2 separate regions of the Homo sapiens genome follow, and region 2 is linked to region 1. The links are chromatin loops, found by intact Hi-C in ENCODE. Cell type or tissue: endothelial cell of umbilical vein. All regions are shown on one strand. Each heading gives the region's core, and the rest is flanking DNA. Links, peaks and the distances in the headings are about the cores only.

Region 1 (11,125 bases), core at 1,219-9,218:
TCAGGCTGTTATTTCTTTTTCCTGTTCCCATGAAGGCTATCACTGAAGTCAGTCTGAATGATTTAAATAGGGTCATCTTAGGAAATAAGAGTTTTTCTTTCTTTTCAGTTTAGCTACCTGGGACCAGAGTTTCTCTGCTCTACTTCTTAGGAGATACGTCCTATTTAAAGTCATTTCAGTACAGCAAAAATCAGGGGAACAGTCATTCAATTCAGTTGAGAAAATGGTATTCGTTGAAGTACAATATAAGAATTGACAGGTGAACAAACTTGTACAACCTACGTGGACACTGGGTTTAGCAGAAATCCTGCCACTGTCATTAAATTCCAATGTATTTTCATTACTCTTTCTTCTTAGGGGTAGAGGGATTCTTTTAGGAAAAGTTTGTCTCAAATGTAAGTACAGTGCATCATGAGTATTTGCAAAAAGAAAGGAGATTGAAATGGTAAGCGAGACATTTGGCTAAGACCACAGGTTGTTGGGTACCCACTATGGAGAAAATACTCAGGTGCCAGGAACACTGTTTCTGTCCATTGGTGAAGCTGTACTTGATGGGAAACACCTGAATTTCTAGGGTGTTGTAGTTTGGACTTGGAAAGAGCTGAGTTTTTCTGTATCTACTGTGGACAGTCTACCTTGTGATGTTTTTCTTTCCACTTCCGTCTTCCAAATTCTGCCCCTCAGATAGCCCATGGCTGGAGCAGCCTGAGGTGCAGCTGCTGCTGCAGACAGTCATCAATGTACTCCTCCCACCGCGGATCATCAGCACATCCAGGAGCAAGAACTTCATGTTAGAGAGCTCCCCAGCCCACTGCTCCACCCCTGGGGATGCGGGGAAAGACTTGCGCAGGGAAGGGCTGGCTGAGTCCACCAGCCAAGCAGCATACTTGGGTTGGTACTTTCTCTCTCTCTCTCTCTGTTTGTGCATGTGTATGTATATGTATGTGAAAATATATGTGTAGATAGATAGATAAATAAATAAATAGATGTACTTAGTTAAGTTCCAACTTAACTCAGAAAGAATTTAGAGAGACCTCAAACCAGAATGTATTTAAAGAGACCTCAATCCAGAATGTATTTAAAGAAGCCACTTGAACAAGAAACATTACCCTTGCAAAAAAAGTCTGGTTTCCTTCAGTAAACATATGCCAAAAAACAACGTGGTTTCACATCTGCCATGCCTAAATTACTTGGCTGTTTTATATATGAGTGTCTGGGCTTGTAAGGAAGGCATCTGCAGTAAAGATTCTTCCATGCTGATTAAGTACCAGATCACTAGTGAGGTTCAGTAGCTGTTATAAGATCTAAACTCAGTCTAGTATACAAAGACACAGCATTGCACAACATGTGGGGCTCATTGATCTGTCACCTATATAAATGGAGTTCTGTATTTGGGCAGTCTACATCCTATGCTGCAAGATTTGGTGACCTTGCAATATGCTATGCCCCTACTAGCTCTTTTTCCTCCCTTAACATGTCTTTAATCTCCATTTTGATCATTACTCTAGTGAGGCCAGTCCAGTCCTGCTCCCATAGGCTTCCCAATCCCTTTCCCTCTTTGACTCCTACTTTCCCGTTATCCTATGCTGCCTTTAACCTGGTCGTGACCCGGGGAGCAATGGAAAGCCACTCTTTGGCCCTGAATGAACTGGGCCAGCAGGAAAAGACCACTCTTGCCATAGCGCTGAGAATAAGTGGCACTGGCAGTGGGGAATTTCAAAATGAGAAAGTCTTGCCTGATATTTTTCAATTCACCAAAGCAGATATTGGTGAGAAGTATAAGATGAACACAAACACACTGATGAAAATGAGTCCTTGGAGTTTGGAGTATGGAGGGGTGTTTGAACTGCCTTATAATGGGATGTGTTTGAAAATGAGGGGATTGACAATGAAAATGAAAAAGGAGAAAAAGACACAAGGAATGCATGTACCTAGGACTAACCCATATGGATGCTCAGTTGGCCAAGGTATACAAAAGTAGAATTCAAATCTAAGCTCTATCATAGAGCCCTACATGAAGTTTAGGATTGCACAGAGGATGATGGAGGAAAGGGGCTCACCATGTACAGGAAGGATATGAGAAGACACTTGATGAGTTTCTGTCCTCTCCACTGTCTGCCTTTTCAGTAAAGAGTTGTTTTTACTTTGTTACATGGCCAGGCTACTGAACCTGTATTTTAAGTTTGTTTTTACATTTATTTTGAGCACTTACTGTGCACCAAGCAGTTTTCTGTGCTTTACACTATTACCACATTGAATCCTCTCATCTTCTCAATAACTCTAAGAAGTTAGTGTTATTCTCATTTTAGGAGTGAAGAGGCTGGGGCCCAGAAAGGTTGAGTAACTTGCCTGAAGGCATATATCTTAATAAGTGACAGAGCTAGAATGAGTCTCTGTTCTTGAGTCACTTTTATACACTGCTATGTCTTAGGCTGATGGAGGTTTAGGTGGAAAGTAGAATGGCAGAAAGCCAAAGTCAGCCAACAGGCCTAGTAACAGTGAAAACGTCATCAGAATTATGGTAGAGAAAGAGGAGTGTTGTTTTTTATTTGTTTGTTTGTTTGTTTAGTTGAGGGAAAGGAATTGAGATAAGCAATTGCTGTGAAAAGTGAGACTTTGAGGAGGAATATGGGTAAGAAGGAATCTTGCAATCTCTCTCTCTGTGTTACATGGCATGGTTCTCTCCTGGAAACATCCTAAAGATGGTAAAGGCATATGTGACTCTTGAGGATTTTAGAGAATTGGATTTCTGTGTGCATTTAGTCACTCAATGCACTTAAGAAAGATTTTTGTGTTTTCCTAATCAGAATCAAAATGTGTTTAGTATACACATTTTTTAGATGCTGAGATTCATGGGCCTTAAGAATGATCAAGAAGACCCAGGTCACTTGACTGCCCCATGGCAGACTCCATGGTAAAAGCTGTAGTGGCAGAGGGAGCTCCCGTCATAATCTTTGATGTCTTCACAATACTCTGGTTTGTCCTGACACACGGTTTGGGAAATCTGCTTCCTGAAAAATAAAAATAAATGTAGATTGTGAAGGGCTGCTGGAATCTGAGAGGAAAGAGATATGGACAAATAAATCCAGTAGGGTTTAGTAACAGACGTAGTGTGTGATGAAGGAAGGTGTTTTTTATTTTTGGAAAGATACCCTGCACGCATTTACTGGTTACCTCTGGGGAGCAGTTTAGTGTGGGGTCAGGAAGGGAACTGGGAAGGAAAAGGACTTAATATTTTTTAACTTTGTGCACTTCTTCATGGTTTTATTTTACTTTTAGTAACACAAATATTTATTTTTATGGTTAAAAGAAAAAAGGAAAAGATTTTTAAGATCCATGTTTTAGCTAAGAATGTGAGTGATATGTCCGTATTACCATAAAGTTATTATGATAAAACTTTTGGAAGGTAAAACGTTAGCCACACATCATGTTTATGAAACATTTTCCTTTCAATTCAGTGGACCACATTGCTCTATATTTTCCAAGATAGTAGTTCTTAAGATGCACTTAAGAAAGATACTTGAGTAATCTTCATCAGAATCAAAACACTTAGCATACACGTTTTTGTCTCGATGTACAGAATACTCTTGCTCGGGAATACATACGAAGTTTTTAGAAACATGGAGAGAGCTTAGAAATTTAGAAAATTTCTAAAGGTGCATAAAGGGCTCTGGATGTAGGTTGGGTTCCTCGGAAGCACACGTCCGCAGGCTCATTTTTCTCTTTTCCCGGTGTGAAGCGCTGAAGGTGATTCTCGTCTGCTTTGAGAGGCAGCTCGGAAGCCAGTGGTACTGGCTGAGCCTCCAGGTGAAGGAGATGGCTCTGCGGAAGGTGGGAGGCCTGGCCCTTTGGGATTTCCTCGACTTCATCGTGCGGACCCGAATACCCATCTTTGTGCTTTTGCGCCCTTTCATCCAGTGCAAGGTGTGGTGTGTGCTTCTCCTCCTGAAAGTGGCAAGCTCAAATGAATGTGTGGCTCTCTACTGAGGCAGGAATATGGCAGGAGTGCTCATGGTACCTACTGTTGCCAGTTAGTAGGGCCTGTTAATACCATGCTTGATGAGAAAACCGCCCAAAAATATATTCCAGAGGATAAAAATTTCACACTAGAAATGCCTTCACAGTAAGAGCTTTGTTGGAGTCTGTAAAACTTTGCCCGCTCCCTACTAATCATCCCCCACTCTACCCACCCAAAAGATTGGTCCAGTGGAATAGTTTGGAGAATCTTCTATCTTCAGTGACATGACTGAGATCTGATTTTAAATAAACATAAGAAAAACATAGGATACTTAACGTATGTTTTTCCTCCAAGACCCTCGGTACCCATCTACACTTGGTCTTTTCATGCCTCAGTTTCTTAGGGCAGTGATTTAAAACGATGTAATTATTAAGCACTTCCTGTGTAAAGTGCCGTTCTAGGAACATCACATGCATTACCTTATTTATTCCTCACAACAATGAAATAGGTACAGCAATTAGCCCATTTTATGGATGGAAAATTGAGGCCCTGAGAATGTTATGCCTTCCTTTCAGCTGCTGGCCCAACCAGCAGAGAATCATGAAGAGCTTTCCGCCCGGCAACATATTGCCGACCAGCTGGAGCGGCGCTTCATACCACGCCCTTTGTGTAAGAGCTCGCTCATTGCTGAGTTCAACAGTGAACTAAAAATTCTAAAAGAGGCAGTTCATAGTGGATCAGGTGAGTGTGCATGAGAGTGTTGTGAATTTGTTTGACTAATGGAACTCACAGCCTACAAAGAATCCCTCTGTCCAGGTCACCACACTTTTTGGAACTATGAATATGTTAGCCATTTTGGTACACTGTTAGATTTGACCATTTCTAATAAGTTAGCCATTTGACCACCACTAGATTTGACTTCCTCTTTTGTCAGTAACAAAATAGAAATCAAAAGGATATCATAAGAATTTAGTTTTCCTTTTCTATATATTTTTTAATCTTCATTTTAGTAGTTAATCTCTTTCTTGAGTATTTAATTGGAAGAAAAATGGTTTAAATCATTACCTTTATTTCCTTTTGGAAAAAGAGAAGGGGGACATTCATTTATTGAGCTTCTATTTTATGGTAGATTATTTCCTTTAATCTATACAAATACCTTCAAGGTATATAATTGAAAGTCCCTGTAAAAAATGAGGAAACAGACACAGTAGAAAATAGATAAATAATTTACAAGTAAATAACTTACTACTGTCACATAGAAAGTGATTATTGTAAGGGGATTTTTCAGCCAGATCTCTGTGATTGATTTATAAAGCCTTTAACTTTAACTTTTCACACATTGGAAGGGGAAGGATTCCCTTAGAGCTGGCAAACTAGGAGGTACTTTCTTTACATTATTCTAAAGGTATTCTTTGAGAGTACATTGCTTTCTTTCTTATAACTATGTATTAGCAGCAAATTACTGAGGAAGGAAAATAAATCATTATTTGCCATTAGAGGGCAGTCATTACCCACAAGTAAAATGTAATATGTGATAGGTTTTCTTTTTTGTGGGAGGGAAGGGTTATTTGCTTTCTTTTGAAAGCTTTTATTGTTCTTTGCAGACAATGTGGTAAAAACAAAAAATTGACAGGTATAATCCTGGTGAAGTTTACACATTATCATTCAAATATTCTACTTTGTAATAAAATAACCTGACATAGAACTGAGGGATATTTTATAGGTTGTAATTTCCAGAAAATGAGAATAAGAACAGTTTTGATTATGCATCGCGGGGTTCACATCAGACAACTTATTTATTACTTTGATATGCTTGTGTCAGATAAGATATATTTCTTAGTAAAAATTGCCAAGTTGGAAGCTACAATTCAGGTCAAATTTAATTTGCATCCTACCAACCTTGGAAAATAAAATAGAAAACCAATAAGAAAGGCAACAATGTCAAAGCATTTAATATTGTTACAGATGTTATGTTCTGGCAAGGGAACTATTTAATTATATCAGTGGCCAATATTGATTCTTTAAAATAAAAAATCCCCACTTTCATTTGCAACTTTGTTATAAAGATCATTTGTCTGGGACACATTATTTAACTAACCTTTCCTAAAAAATACAAGTGGTCAGGGAGGACTTTGAAGTGGACATTTAAGATTCTCACCATGCATTTCCTTTGGTCTCTCGCATCCTCTAGCCTACCAAGGCAAGACATCCATCAGTACCGTGGGCACCTCCACCTCTGCTTACCGCCTGAGCTTGGCCACCATGTCCCGCTCTAACACGGGCACGGGCACTGTCTGGGAGCAGGACAGTGAGCCATCCCAGCAGGCTTCGCAGGACACCCTGAGTCGGACTGATGAGGAAGATGAGGAAAGTAGGTCATTCCAGAGAATCTGGGCAGTAGACATGGCCTGGCCATACGAGCAGGGGCTTGGGAAGGATTACTGCCCTTCTGACCTTTTCCGCTTCTGATCCCCTAGTCATTTTTACAAAAGGAGTTCTAGGGGAAATGTGACTGATTCCATGATTCCTAATGCCTGCATTTCTATAAATTCCTTGATACCCTTTGGTCATTTAAAAAGAATTCAGGGAAAAAGTAAATATGAATTTGAATACATTAATTTCTGCTTCTGGCTGGGCACGGTGGCTCATGCCTGTAGTCCCAGCACTTTGGGAGGCCGAGGCGGGTGGATCACCTGAGGTCAGGAGTTCAAGACCAGCCTGGCCAACATGATGAAATCCCATCTCTACTAAAAATACAAAAACTAGCTGAGTGTGTTGGTGTGCACCTCCAGTCCCAGCTACTCTGGAGGCTGAGGCATGGGAACCACTTGAACCCGGGAGGCAGAGGTTGCAGTGAGCCAAGATCGCGCCAATGCACTCCAGCCTGGGCAACAGAGCGAGCCTCTGTCTCAAAAACAACAACTCCTATCTAAAAACTCCTAAATTTTCTTTAAACCTATATAGTCAACTTTTTCCACTAACTCCCATTTAAATTGTGGATAACTAACCAAGGAAAGCACTTATTCTCCTTTTTCCTGGACATCTTGCTTAGAGGGTTGATTGGAACTTAAATGGCCTCATTAAGCAAGGAAAAGTGAGCCGTGTATATGCCTAGGACTCAGAAAAGACCAGTTGGCTCTACCAGCCGGTATGTAAACCAGCAGGCTGTCTTGAGGGAAAGTACTCCAAATTTGAGTTAAGAGAATCCCCAGTGACTAGGTCAGCCCAGAAACTTCTAAGGCATGTGCTAGAGATTTGGTGTTATGACATGAGGAGAAATACTACATATGTATGCTTCACAGGAGGTTATAAAAAGTAAAATTAGGGTGAAAGATTCCATTAAAATGCTACTGTCATTTCAGGGGTCTTAATATTGCATTAATTATTTTCCACTTGTGTGTTAAGATACTCTGATATAACGTTTATAGCAAAGTTGTGTTGTCAATGCCATATGAATGAGAACAAAATTTAGATCTTCACTCAGAGGCTCTCCATACCAAACAACAACAAAAAGCTCTACTCTGAACTAAATTAAGTAGAAGAAACGAGAGTTGAGGTTAGAATTTTAATTAACTAAGATGAATAAAAGTGTTTTAATGTCCTACAACAGTTGGGAATGTAAGAGAAGAGAAAAAATAAATGCTTTGTCAGTACTTACCAGTAATATTTGCAGTTAGCTTCAGCATTGGTCAGACAAGGGAAAAATCATATTGTCCTGTGCCTGGCCTATAGACACATTTCTGTCTAAATCACCCTGGTGACTGCTCATGAAAATACACCTAAAGTTGTAATTAGGGAAATCTTGACTGAGAAAACACCATGAAAGAGAAAAGGATCAGCAGTTTAAATATCCACTAAGTATGGGTAAAACTTAAAGAAAATCAATTTTTTCTTTAATGCTTGAAGTAGCCTCTCCCAGCAATTCTTATTAATTATAGGAAATGATATCACCTATTTTTGTAGAGCTAAATATATTTTGCAGGTAACCTTATAAATAATAGATGACCTAACCTGTAGGAAGGAGCAAGGAAAGAAAAGTAAGTAAGACTTAAACAGGGATATCACTGGCCAAAAGCCAACACTAACATACTGATGAGGCAGCAGGGGGACTGGGGAGCCATGCAATTTTTTGCTTATATCTCTGATCACAGACATCGTAACCATCCCAATGAAAGCAAGATTGCTAACAAATGGTATTGTGTGTTTGTGATATGGGTGTGTAGTAATTTAAATAGGGAGGGGTATGAAAACCAGATTGTTGTTTTGAATTAAACTTTCTTACATTCAATAATCAGACTTGTATTAAGGCCTATCGGGTATAAGATAAGGAAGAAGGAAGTATGAGAAAGATACATTCTCTGCTTTCTAAGATCTTATAATAGATATAGTTATGTAGAGGAGATGAGAGACATTTACAATAAAGAACACCTAACAAAAGAGTTACTGGTAGACAGCACATGATTCATCACCAAACAAATACTGGGGACATAAGTGTTAAGTGATATGTGAATACAAATAAGGGGGAATAATCAATAGGATTTGGGAAAGGGCTCTGTAGAAATAGCTGAATCTATCCTACCACATTTTTTATATTTTTAAGACACATTTGTTTATTCTCTTTCCTGTGGACATATCTAAAAAGAAAATATCATTCTATAACAAGAATCAATTTTAAGTCAGTGATTATATAGCAAATTAAAATTGCTAGCACGTTTTATATTCACCTTTTGATTTGAAATAAGTTCAATTAGAAATATGATTACTTTGATATTTTAAATAAATAGTATCAGATGGTCTTACACAGTAGCACACATTCTCCAAAACTCAATATGTTTATCAAAGAATATTAGTGTTCATCAACAAACAACATTAGCTCATTTAGAATTAAGTCACTTTGTCATAGATACTGTGCTAAAGTTAATTTTCATATGAATTTGAATACATTAATTTCTGCTTCTCGCTGGGCACGGTGGCTCATGCCTGTAATCCCAGCACTTTGGGAGGCCGAGGCGGGTGGATCACCTGAGGTCAGGAGTTCAAGACCAGCCTGGCCAACATGATGAAATCCCATCTCTACTAAAAATACAAAAACTAGCTGAGTGTGTTGGTGTGCACCTCCAGTCCCAGCTACTCTGGAGGCTGAGGCATGGGAACCACTTGAACCTGGGAGGCGGAGGTTCAGTGAGCCAAGATCGCGCCAATGCACTCCAGCCTGGGCAACAGAGCGAGCCTCTGTCTCAAAAACAAAAAACAAACAAACCAAAACAAAACAAAAAAAACTCTGCTTCTATGGAGAAAACAAAATCACATACTTAAATTTTAAAATTTCGGTTAAAATCAGCATTTATTTCTTAACTTTATAGCTTTCAAATATTTTTCCTAAAAATATCTGAAATTGTCTTTCCCTCAGCAGTCTAGAAATTATTAACTGTACTGAATGTGGTTTTTGAATGTCAAGGAAATGTATTTGATTCATTCAATAACAAAGTCTCCTGAAGTATTTATGGAATGTTTTTAAAAAATTATGTGCTAGCTTTTCTCAAATCTTAAATTTGCTGATGCCTGTTCACTTTCACAAATAATCTACTTGTAAAAATTTACATTTATTTCATGAAGGATGTTCTAGTGTGGAAGGGTGGGAGATGTATAGACACGAAGAATTATCATTACCCCCAAAGGTCTAAGTTTTTTTATCTGTATGAAGGGACCAATGATAATTTAGATTTACACACAGCCCTAAGTTGTACACAAGCCAAGGACAGAACCCAAGTACAGCTTTGGTTGGGTTTTTCTGATCAGTGTCATAGTTTTTGTAACACTCTATTCCTTTGCCCCTTTTAGATGACTCTATAAGCATGCCCAGCGTGGTAAGTGAACAAGAAGCTTACCTCCTGAGTGCCATTGGAAGGAGGCGATTCTCCAGCCATGTCTCCAGCATGTCTGTACCTCAGGCTGAGGTGGGCATGCTACCCAGCCAGAGGTAAACAGCTATGGTTATACTGTACTCTGCATTTGGGGGCAAAGTTAGAAATTCTGAAAATACACTCCTGTTATTCTACAAAGACAGAAAGAGAAGCAAGCAATGGTAATGTTTTTAGATAGATCATTCCACAAAGGATTTGTCAACTAGGTTCCTGCAGGCAACACTTTGCAGTTTTCTAAGCCAAGCTAGTAGAAGGGATCCCAATTTCCAAGTATTGTCTCTCCTTAAAAATTTTCCATAGACACATGGTCTTCTTTCTGTTGTCAAATGGCATTCTTGTATTTCAGATTTATCATTAGCTAAGCTAATGATGGGTACTTGGCAAGAGTTTGGACCATCTTTATGTTTTTGGTAAAGTTTAGGCTTCTGATATATTATTAGTATTCAGTTGTAGGTAGTGACACTTAACCAAGCAGAAAAGGATCTATGCCACTGAGTGTGACCTTGGGCAGGTCATTTAACCGTAATCCACAGTTCTCCCTCTGTAAAATGAAGAGGTTTGCTAAAATGATCTTTAAGATAACTTCTCATCTATAGTTCTATGATTCCATGACAAAACCCCTTTAAATATTTTGTGTGTTCTCTGTCTCTTAAGAATATAAGTAAAAAAAAACTTCCCATGTATATATATATATACACACACACACACACAATGAAAGTATAATGAAAATGATCTCACATGAGTCAAAACATTTATCTTAAGTAGATAAATGTTTTGGAACCAATGATATTTTCACTTTAGGAATTGAGTTTTTCAAGGAATTGACCTTATGTGATTTTAGTGTGTTGCTTATTTTTAATACCTATAGATTCATTGTAGTACAATTCAGACATGGAAAATAATAAAATTCAGGGCATATTCTGATGTTCACATAAAACCAGTTTATATGTAGGAATAATTACCCTGTACCCAAATCCTTTCGCAAATGGTTCGTGAACTACACAGATGAAATAAAATTTGTGAAATAAAGCCCAAGTTTGGAGAATATCAAAGAATAGGGTAAAATGATAAATCATTAATAAACAAGTTGCATACTTTTTAAGAAGGCAATGTTTTATATAAGTACCATTTAATTATTACGAAGATTAATACTATATAAAGGTTTGTATCATTGTAAGAAATTGTTTTACCTACCATTTGGTAATTTTCCTTTGAAAAGAAAGTCTTATACACAAAAAGTGTG
Region 2 (11,125 bases), core at 2,117-10,116, 420 kb after region 1:
ATTACAGTGACTTACAGCCATTAGACCTACAAGAAAATAGCTACTTGGTATTGTTTATCCACGTGAAACAGTTCTACTAGCAAAAGGATTCAAATGGAAACACTTTTTTTATTTAAAATTTTATTGTGAATTAAACTTAGACCTACAGAAAAGTTGCAAAAATGTTACGTAAAGTGCCCATACTTCACTCACCTTCCCCTTATGTTAACACCTTACAATGTACATTTGTTGATACCAGGAAATAAGCATTCTTAGAATACCATTAACTAAATTACAGACTTTATTCAAATCTTACCAGGTTTTTAACCAAATTTTCACCATGAATCCATTTCTGTTTCAGGATCCAAATCAGGATCCCACACTGCATTCAGTAGTCATGTCTCCTCAGTCTCTTCCTATTTGTAAGTCCCTCAATCTCCCCTCAACTTTCATGACCTTGACACTTTTATTTTCTTTGAGACAGAGTCTCGCTCTGTCATCCACTGCAGTGGTGCAGTCTCGGCTCACTGCAATCTCCGCCTCCCGGGTTCAAGCGATTCCCCTGTCTCAGCCTCCCGAGTAGCTGGGACTACTGGCATGTGCCACCACGCCCGGATTTTTTTTTGTATTTTTAGTAGAGACAGGGTTTCATCGTGTTAGCCAGGATGATCTCGATATACTGACCTCATGATCAGCCCACCTGGGATTACAGGCATGAGCCACCACGCCCAGCCGACCATGACACTTTTAAAGAGTCCTGCAGGCTGGGCACAGTGGCTCACACCTGTAATCCCAGCACTTTGGTAGGCTGAGGCAGGCAGATCACCTGAGATCAAGAGTTCGAGACCAGCCCAGCCAACATGGCAAAACCCCGTCTCTACTAAAAATACAAAAATTAGCTGGGTGTGGTGGCGGGCACCTGTAATCCCAGCTACTTGCCTCCAGATTGGTGGAGGATGAACTAATAGTGGATTTGGTTTCAGCCTGGAGTTGCTGTGAAATGGTGACACACTGCAGTCAATGCAAAAGTCTTCAGGCCTCGAGTGTTCTGAACACATACCTGCCTGGAGGAGATTCTCCAGCCCTGAAGGAATGAAGGAATGTTCCTCTAACCTCAGTCCCAACCTAGCAATGAGCCGAGATGGCGCCATTGCACGCTGTCTTAAAAAAAAAAAAAAAAAAAAATCCTGCTTAAGTATTTTGTAGAATATTTATCAATTTCTGTTGTCTTATGTTTTCTTATGAATAGATCGAGGCTATGCATTTTTGGCACAAATACTACAGAAATGATGTTGTACTCCTAGCTCATAATCCAATATCATTACTTATTTTCTTGCTAAATTGTTTCAACTTCGGTCTTTCAAAGCTACTTTAGGCTGGCTCCTGTTATCATTTCAACATGCCTTCATCCTTTTTTTGAGCATTTCTTTACTTTGTGGCACCAAAAGTGTTCTAAGCTCATCTTATATTTTCCCTTCCCCAGCTCTGGAATCAATCAGTTTTCCAGGAAGCCTGATATTAGGTCTTCGTGATTGGTGTGTTCTTCTCTTTTTTCCTAAAGTTCTGGGCCTTCAATGGTTTATTTCCTGAAACTAATAAATATATGCATTATCATTCACTAGGAGCGGGTCTGTGTATACTTTTTCTAAACTGAAATTGTAAAGGAACCTTGAATATGAGTTCTGGCCACATTATCAAAGGCCAGGCATAAGCCTCCAGGACATTCAAGCAAGCTTTTCAAGGACATTGCTCAAGAAAGAAGTTATTTCTGACATTTCTCTTCCCTTATTTCCCATGTCTAACTGGCTGCATCTGTGAATCCTCTCACAAGTCTGTCCCCTCTGCTCATCTTCACTGCCACTTCACTGGTTTTGGTCCTTCCCTGGCCCATGTCACAGCCTCCTGATGGTCTTCCTGATTTCATTCTCTCTTTCCTTCAACTCATCTTCCACATGGATGCATAAATAATCATTCCATTTGCAGATCCAACCTCATTGCTTACTCCTAAAGCTAGAAGAGGATGGTTTTTCTACATTTTGATGGTTTTTCTGAGCCTATCATTGGCGATATAGTTCTCTCATATTAATAGTGGTGGTTCTCAAACTTTTTGTGTAAGAGAATCATCTGGAGGGCTATTAAAATATAGCTTGCTAGGGTCCACTGCCAGATTTCCATGCTAGTAGGTCTGGGATGTAGTCTGAGAATGTGTACTTCCTGCAAGTTTCCACGTGATGCTGATGATGCTGCTTCAGGTAACTACTGACCAACAAGATAATGTCCAAACAGCTTAACGAGAAACTTAAGACCTTTTAACAACTAGGTCTTTGTACCTCCCATCTCTCTACTTTTTTTCTCAAACATGCTGTTCTTTTTCATGTCTTGCATGACCTCTGCATATAGTAATTTCCCAACAGTTCTGCCTGTTCATCTTTGTCTCCTACGTTTTTCTACATTTTGCAGATTACTATTCTGGCTCCCCTCTTTCCTATTCTTCCAACTTGAGAAGGCTTGTTATTCCTCTGGGGCCCAATAGTACTTGATACATAGCTTACTATGAAAATTACAACTTGGTGTTGGATTTAGTAATTTACTCATTCACCCAGTAGTTCTTGAGTTCTCTAGAAGCAGGACAGTTCCAAGTTCTTCTTTAGTCTTGGTTCTCCAGCTCTCAGTCCTCACAGCACCCAGTCTAGAATAGGCACTGAATAAATGTTGAGAGAAACACAACATTTTCAAGGAAGGTATTATGATCTTTACACTAAAGGAGGTAATAAAGAGTTTCCAAGAACACTTCAAGATCTATTACTGTTATATTACAGGTGAAAGTTTATTTTAAATAAGAGATTATCTTAAGATATGGAATTAGCTAAAAGATTTAGGAACTCTGATCACTTATTGAAACCAGGTAATTTGAATCAGGATTCTCACACAAGTTTAGGATGGCCTAGTGGTCTGGCAACATGGCATCAAGTGAAACAGATTTGGCAGTTCTGCTGTGATCCAGACTGGTAATTAAGTCTTCTTTTCTGTGTGGGCTGTTAATTGGTCTACCTGAAGAATTGCCAATCCCCATTTGTAGTCTGTAGACAGTATTATTTACTGTCAACAGATGTCAGCTATTATAGTGACCATCCTTAGTCTTCTTAATTACATCATACCCATCAACTGAAATCTAGAACCAGGGTTCTTAACCAACTCTTGATGGTCATTGAAAAGATTTGGTGGCCTATGAACATGGATGGAAAACAATCACATATTAATTTTCACCAAGTTATAACTGAAGTATTTCCTTCAATTAATTACTGATATAGGCAACAAATACAATTGTATTGGGGGTACCTGATAACTTTTTGTCATTGATAGAAATCATCTATATTTTTATACTGTATTATAGCAGTTATTTCTGCTTACAATTATTTCAAAATTACAATAGTTATTAGATGTGCTAATAAAGGAGCACATACACTATTATATCACACATTTTGAAATATTTTGATATCTGTATTTCAAAATCAGTTGCTTTCTCTATAAGTGTTGTTTACATATTTAACACAGAATCCTATGTGTGCTATTTTATATATTTAAAACATTATTCTGAGAGTGGATCCATATCTTTTAAGGGGATCTTGAAGTGGTCCATGACACCAGAAAGGTGAAGAACCTCCACTGTAGAAGGTAAGGTTAGGATTGAACTCTGTTGACGTTCACTGCATAACATAGTTTTGTAGGAGAATTTTTAAAAAGCAATAGAAAAAATATCAAGTTTACTTTGGATACTCAAGTGTCCATTTAAGGAGTTCATAAAATAAAACAATGATTAATGAATTATAGCAGAACATTTTCTCCTATTATGTACAAACTGCAAGTGAAATAGTCTTTGATTTCTTGGGCCACATGCTCGCAGTACGGTAATAGTTAAATTAATTTCTAATATGTCTCATCTCATTATGGATCTGTGCAATAGTCTCTTTCAATTTTAAATTGAACTTCAGGGGAGATTAAATACTTAGGTATTCCAGTTTGTATAAAATTTCTAGATTCATACAAATTAAACTTCCTCTGTCTAAATGACCCTAATCATTCTAATTTAGCTAGATGGAGCTTATTTCCTTTTGACAGGGCTTGTCATGTTGAATCTTACCCAGGGAGATGAACAGCATGCCAAGTGGGTAATAAGTATTCCAGATGTTGCCTTGCTGCTTTCCAACAAAGTTATTAATAAAAGTCAGTTGCTTCTTATCTTTTTTTATCCTCTAATATTGCTGAGAATCTAAACTTCCTTTCTCCCAATTAAGATATGGTAATTTAAAAGTACAGTAAATGGGCTGCTGCAGAGGAAGGTGATTTTTATATAAGTGGCTATCCATCATGAATGGTACATCAGGGATTCTTAGGGCAATCTGAGGCTTGATGGGACTGTGGGTGGGAAAAAGTGAAGGAGAATATGAAAAAGATTTGACAGAGCTCTGAGTCTCAGATTGTTCATGTGTGCTGGGGAAGATTGAGCATCAAAAGAGCCATTTTATTTACTTTTGGCTGGAATAAGAATACAGGTGGGAATAGCTACCACTATAGCCACTTGATTAAAATTGATCTCCCCTAGTTAGACTGTGGTGGGAAGCCTTGAAAGACTCTTGGTCCACCTTCTATGCATACCTACATCCCGTCTCTGCAGCGGCCCTGAGAGGCCTCTATGCAACAACTACCAAGGTCCTTTGGTGGGAATTCACGTGTCTGTCATCAAGAAACTGAAATGAAAGTGTGTTTGGACTGCAGAGAGGAGAACAGTGGTGGCTGAAGGGAGATATGAGCCTGGAGAGAGATTCAGAGGCCAAAAGTTACAAGGCCTGATTTCAGGACAACTTCTACATAAAAACATGCCTTTTAAAGCTTACTGGAAATATCTAATTTTTATTAGGTATAAGAAAATTAGATATTATTCAGAGCTAGGAAAAGCCTAATCATAATAGATAATGTTAATTATAATACTTTGCCAGTGTGATGGCTTGAGTCTCTTTCAAAACACTTTGGGCTTGGTGGATTTTATGTGAATTTTCCTTCAATTAAAAAAAACTGGGCTTCCTTTTACTTTGCTCTCTCTCCTTTTAAATTCAAAGCCATGGAAAAGCTTTTGTATTTTAAAAGGTATAGAGGGGTGGTTAATATTACTTTAGAGAAAGAAGAGATGTAAATAATTGGCAAAGTGAAATAAAGTTATTTTCAGAAAACAGTCTTAATCAGCAACAGAACTCACATTTGCACATTCATATATATATATACACACAGCCTTGCACTGTCTCTCATCCTTTGATTTTGGTTATAGCTAACAATAACCTGACATCTAGTTTAAACCACTTTGAACTTTAAAGTGGAAGAAATTTTGCATTAACACCATGTTTGCTATGAAATCAGTACTTCCAGCGTTTCCAATATGCTTGAATGGTTATGTGGATTTTTTTATTCAGACACAATTTCCTCAAATGTCAACAAAGAAATGCCATTCTGGGTGCAAATATTTTTCTCTCCTATCATCTCCATTAGTTTTTCAACTTTATTAACTATTGAAATTATTAAACTGAGCTATACTGACATCTGCTGGACAAAAATCTGCCTTAATAATTAGACAGATTTAATAACTAGGTAGTTACTATTGAGTAGGAAGCAAAGCTATATTAAACAAAATAGAAAGTAAAACTAAGTTAAACATAGCATCATTAACTTATATGTAATACATCTAAGTAAACATTTCTAAGTCCATTTCTCTAGCTGGTGAAATTGTTATTTCAATTTGGTGGTTTAACACACATTTTCTGTGCACCCATAAGCATTACACACTGCATATACTCAGAGGGTCTGGTGTAGATAACAGGGTCCTTTCTTGAAAGGAGTGGAGGGTCTGGTGGGGAAGACATACTGTATATATAAACAGATATTTTCGCGAGTGTTCTCTCCAAGCTGCCTTCTGTCAGCATCACAGTGGATGGTCCTGTACCCATTGTTCCCAGAACATCTTTGTGCAGGGAACAAACCAGAGCAGGATCATTTTGTCTGTTAAGCAATACAGACATAGTTATTTGGGCATAGGAATTTTTCATGGGCCTATAAATATGGGTGTGTATTCTAAAATGCAACACAACAACAGAAAATTAAGATTACCAAATTTCAAATTAAATGTCTATAGAAAATATAATGTTAACTTCTCTATTTTTAAAACTGAGTATTCATGAATTTTAGGTTAGACACCTTCACTTCTCAGGAATTCCTGGTTATGTGTGATGAGTTCTAAAAAATCACAGCCAATTATTAAAACCATTAAACAATATTTGTAGCCAAATATTGTCAAAAGAAAAAGCATAACAATCTTTTAAAAATTTATTAAAATTTTAATAGAAAAATTAAAGTGAAATGTACATGCACTTTTAATGTACTTGAGGTAACGTGGGGAGAGATTATGATGATCTTTTAATTGCCTTTTAATTGAGCTAAGACAGAAGCTGAGCAGAAAAGGGGTTGGGATGTGCATGCTCTCAAAGGGAGGGTGTACTACAGTTACGGAGAGGAGAAGTCATGAGCAAAAGAACAGAAGTATGACTGATTGACTGACTATAGATCGAATTGGAATAAAGGGATGATTGATATTGAAACAGTGGTTTTCAAACTTGACCAACATCACAATCACTTGGAGGATTTGTTAAGGCATATTGCTATTCCCTGCCTCCAGAGTTTTTGACTTAGCAGGTCTTGATTGGACCCTAGAATGTGCATTTCTGTCAAGTTCTCGGTAATAAAAATTTATGTTGCTGTTCCACACTGCATTTTGAAAACCAATGGTCTGAGATAATATGCAACTTTTTTTGCCTTGAACACCCAGGTATTTGGTAATACTATTAATTGTCTTAGGAAGTTCAGATGAAGGGACAACATAGAGGAGTGGGAAATAGAAAAGATGATGAATTTGGCTTTTTTAAGGAAACAGAAGAAAATCCATCAAAGCCAAACCTACAGAAGGTCTTCTAGTATGCCTCAATAAAATGTGAAAGCAACTCCTGTTATTCAAAGTAATATTATTTTCTTATTTTAAAATCTTATTTTAACTCAAGTTAAAGCATTGAAGTTACCTAAGATGCTAGTATTTGATACATGATACATTGGAATCTGTGTTTTACCCTGGTTTATAAATAGCTTAAAATCCACTTTTATTTATTTATTTTTTATTATACTTTAAGTTCTGGGGTACATGAGCAGAACGTGCAGTTTTTTTACATAGGTATACACGTGTCTTAGTGATTTTCTGCACCTATCAACCTGTCACCTACATTAGGTATTTCTCCTAATGCTATCCCTCCCCTAGACCCTCACCTCTTGACAGGCCCCGGTGTCCATATGTTCTCATTGTTCCCCTCTCTGTGTCCCCGGTGATGCTCCCCTCTCTGTGTCCATATGTTCTCATTGTTCAGCTCCCAATTATGAGTGAGAACATGTGCTGTTTGGTTTTCTGTTCTTGTGTTAGTTTGCTGAGAATGATAGTTTCCAGCTTCATCCATGTCCCTGCAAAGGATGTGAACTCATCCTTTCCATTGGCTGCATAGTATTCCATGGTTTGTATGTGCCACATTTTCCTTATCCAGTCCATCATTGATAGACATTTGAGTTAGTTCCAAGTCTTTGCTATTGTGAATAGTACTGCAATAAACATACGTGTGCATGTGTCTATAGTAGAATGATTTATAATCCTTTGGGTATATACCCAGTAATGGGATTGCTGGGTCAAACGGTATTTCTTGTTCCAGATCCTTGAGGAATCGCCACACTGTCTTCCACAATGGTTGAACTAATTTACACTCCCACCAACAGTGTAAAAGCGTTTCTATTTCTCCACATCCTCTCCAGCATCTGTTGTTTCCTGAGTTTTTAATGATTGCAATTTGATACACGATACATTGGAATCTGTGTTTTACACTAGTTTATAAATAGCTTCTAATTGGTGTGAGATGGTATCTCACTGAGGTTTTGATTTGCATTTTTCTAATGACCAGTGATGATGAGCTTTTTTCCATATGTTTTTTTCTTGACTACATAAATGTCTTCTTCTGAAAAGTGTCTCTTCATAGCCTTCACCCACTTTTTGATGGGGTTGTTTTTCTCTTGTGAATTTGTTGAAGTTCCTTGTAGATTCTGGGTATTAGCCCTTTTGTCAGATAGATAGATTGCAAAAAATTTCTCCCAGTCTGTAGGTTGCCTGTTCACTCTGATGATAGTTTCTTCTGCTGTGCAGAAGCTCTTTACTTTAATTAGATCCCATTTGTCAATTTTGGCTTTTGTTGCCATTGATTTTGGTGTTTTAGACATGAAGTCTTTGCCCATGCCTATGTCCTGAATGGTATTGCCTAGGTTTTCTTTTAGGATTTGTATGATTTTAGGTCTTACATTTAAGTCTTTAATCTATCTTGAGTTAATTTTTCTATAAGGTGTATGGAAGGGGTCCAGTTTCAGTTTTCTGCATATGGCTGGCCAGTTATCCCAACACCATTTATTAAATAGGAAGTCCTTTCCCCATTGCTTGTTTTTGTCAGGTTTGTCAAAGATCAGATGGTTGTAGATGTATGGTGTTATTTCTGAGGCCTCTGTTCTGTTCTAGTAGTCTATATATCTCTTTTGGTACCAGTATCATGGTGTTTTGGTTACTGTAGCCTTGTAGTATTGTTTGAAGTCAGGTATCATGAAACCTCCAGCTTTGTTCTTTTTGCTTAGGATTGTCTTGGCTATGTGGGCTCTTTTTCATTTCCATATGAAGTTTAAAGTAGTTTTTTCTAATTCTGTGAAGAAAGTCAATGGTAGCTTGATGGGGATAGCATTGACTCTAGAAATTACTTTGGGCAGTATGGCCATTTTCATGATATTGATTCTTCCTATCCTTGAGCATGGGATGTTTTTCCATTTGTTTGTGTCCTCTCTTATTTCCTTGAGCAGTGATTTGTAGTTCTCCTTGAAGAGGTCCTTCACATCCCTTGTAAGTTGTATTCCTAGGTATTTTATTCTCTTTGTAACAATTGTGAATGGGAGTTCACTCATAATTTGGCTCTCTGTTCGTCTGTTATTGATGCATAAGGGTGCTTGTGATTTTTGCACATTGATTTTGTGTCCTGAGACTTTGCTGAATTTGCTTATCAGCTTAAGGAGATGTTGGGCTGAGATGGTGGGGTTTTCTAAATATAAAATCATGTCATCTGCAAACAGAGACAATTTGACTTCCTCTCTTCCTATTCGAATACTCTGTTTATTAGCATGAAGGAGCATTGAATTTTGTCGAAGGCCTTTTCTGCATCTATTGAGATAATCATGTGGTTTTTGTCATTGGTTCTCTGTATGTGATGGATTACATTTATTGATTTGTGTGTATTGAACCAGCCTTGCATCCCAGATATGAAGCCAACGTAATCATGGTGGATAAGCTTTTTGATGTGCTGCTGGATTTGGTTTGCCAGTATTTTATTGAGAATTTTTTCATCGATGTTCCTCAGGGATATTGGCCTGACATTTTCTTTTTTTGTTGTGTCTCTGCCAGGTTTTGGTATGAGGATGATGCTGGCCTCATAAAATGAGTTAGGGAAGAGTCCCTCTTTTTCTATTGTTTGGAATAGTTTCAGAAGGAATAGTACCAGCTCCTCTTTGTACCTCTGGTAGAAGTCGGCTGTGAATCCGTCAGGTCCTGGACTTTTTTTGGTTGGTAGGGTGTTAATTACTGCTTCAGTTTCAGAACTTGTTATTGGTTTATTCAGGGATTCGACTTCTTCCTGGTTTAGACTTAGGAGGGTGTATGTGTTCAGGAATTTTCCATTTCTTCTAGATTTTTTAGTTTATTTGCATAGAGGTGTTTATAGTATTCTCTGATGGTAGTTTATATTTCTGTGTGATCAATGGTGATATCCCCTTTTTCATTTTTCAGTGTGTCTATTTGATTCTTCTCTCTTTTCTTATTAGTCTTGCTAGTGGTCTATCTATTTTGTTGATCTTTTCAAAAAACCAGCTCCCGGATTCATTGATTTTTTTTGTAGGGTTTTTGTGTCTCTATCTCCTTCAGTTCTGCTCTGATCTTAGTTATTTCTTGTCTTCTGCTGGCTTTTGAATTTGTTTGTTCTTGCTTCTCTAGTTGTTTTAATTGTGATGTTAGTGTGTCAATTTTAGATATTTCCTGCTTTCTTTTGTGGGCATTTAGTGCTATAAATTTCCCTCTACACACTGCTTTAAATATGTCCCAGAGATTCTAGTACATTGTATCTTTGTTCTTTTTGGTTTCAAAGAACATCTTTATTTCTGTCTTAATTTTGTTATTTACCCAGTAGTCACTTAGGAGCAGATTGTTCAGTTTCCTTGTAGTTGTGTGGTTTTGAGTGAATTTCTTAATCCTGAGTTCTAATTTGATTGCACTGTGGTCTGAGAGACTGTTTGTTATGATATCCATTTGATTGCATTTGCTGAGGAGTGTTTTACTTCAATCTATGTGGTCAAGTTTAGAATAAGTGCAATGAGGCGCTGAGAAGAATGTATAGGCTGTTGATTTGGGGTGGAGAGTTCTGTAGATGTCTATTAGATCTGCTTGGTCCAGAGCTCAGTTCAAGTCCTAAATATTCATGTTAATTTTCTGTCTCGTTGATCTGTCTAATGTTGACAGTGGGGTGTTAAAGTCTCTCACTATTATTGTGTGGGAGTCTAAGTCTCTTTGCAGGTCTCTAAGAATATATATATATATATATATATATGCAACAAGAAGAGCTAATATATATATATATATAAACAAGAAATAACTATATATAGTTAACAAGAAATAACTATACATATATAACTATATTTATTTCTTGTTATATATATATATATATATATATATATATATATATATATATATATATTAGCTCTTCTTGTTGCATTGATCCCTTTACCATTATGTAATGCCGTTCTTTGTCTCTTTTGATCTTTGTTGGTTTAAAATCTGTTTTTTCAGAGACTAGGATTACAACCCCTGCTTTTTGCTTTTTTTTGGTTTCCATTTGCTTGGTAAATATTCCTCCATCCCTTTATTTTGAACCTATGTGTGTCTTTGCACATGAGATATGTCTCCTGAATACAGCACACCGATGGGTCTTGACTC

Evidence for each region. A loop is a pair of places that touch in the nucleus more often than their neighbours do. Peaks named below come from ENCODE experiments on the same cell type or tissue, not always from the same donor. Only the 100,000 strongest peaks of a DNase experiment are listed, where the experiment ranks them.
Region 2: it touches region 1 in a loop (17-fold over the local background); 26 of 110 quality-filtered maps call a loop at or near these places.

Annotation. Positions count from the first base shown.
Region 1 is chr2:209,972,380-209,983,504 of GRCh38, forward strand. UNC80 (unc-80 subunit of NALCN channel complex) reads left to right here. Exons shown (of 65, transcript NM_001371986.1): 56 at 685-891; 57 at 3,740-3,924; 58 at 4,534-4,699; 59 at 6,150-6,329; 60 at 9,800-9,938. Among named protein-coding and RNA genes, the nearest start is that of RPE, 25 kb to the right of the region's middle. In endothelial cell of umbilical vein, for the core only: a CTCF peak has its summit at 5,444 (motif pointing right); a DNase peak (open chromatin) is centred at 5,452; H3K27me3 peaks cover 175 bases.
Region 2 is chr2:210,394,059-210,405,183 of GRCh38, forward strand. The region is part of intron 1 of LANCL1-AS1 (LANCL1 antisense RNA 1); the gene reads left to right. Among named protein-coding and RNA genes, the nearest start is that of LANCL1-AS1, 75 kb to the left of the region's middle. In endothelial cell of umbilical vein, for the core only: no CTCF peak of the experiment used is centred there; no DNase peak of the experiment used is centred there.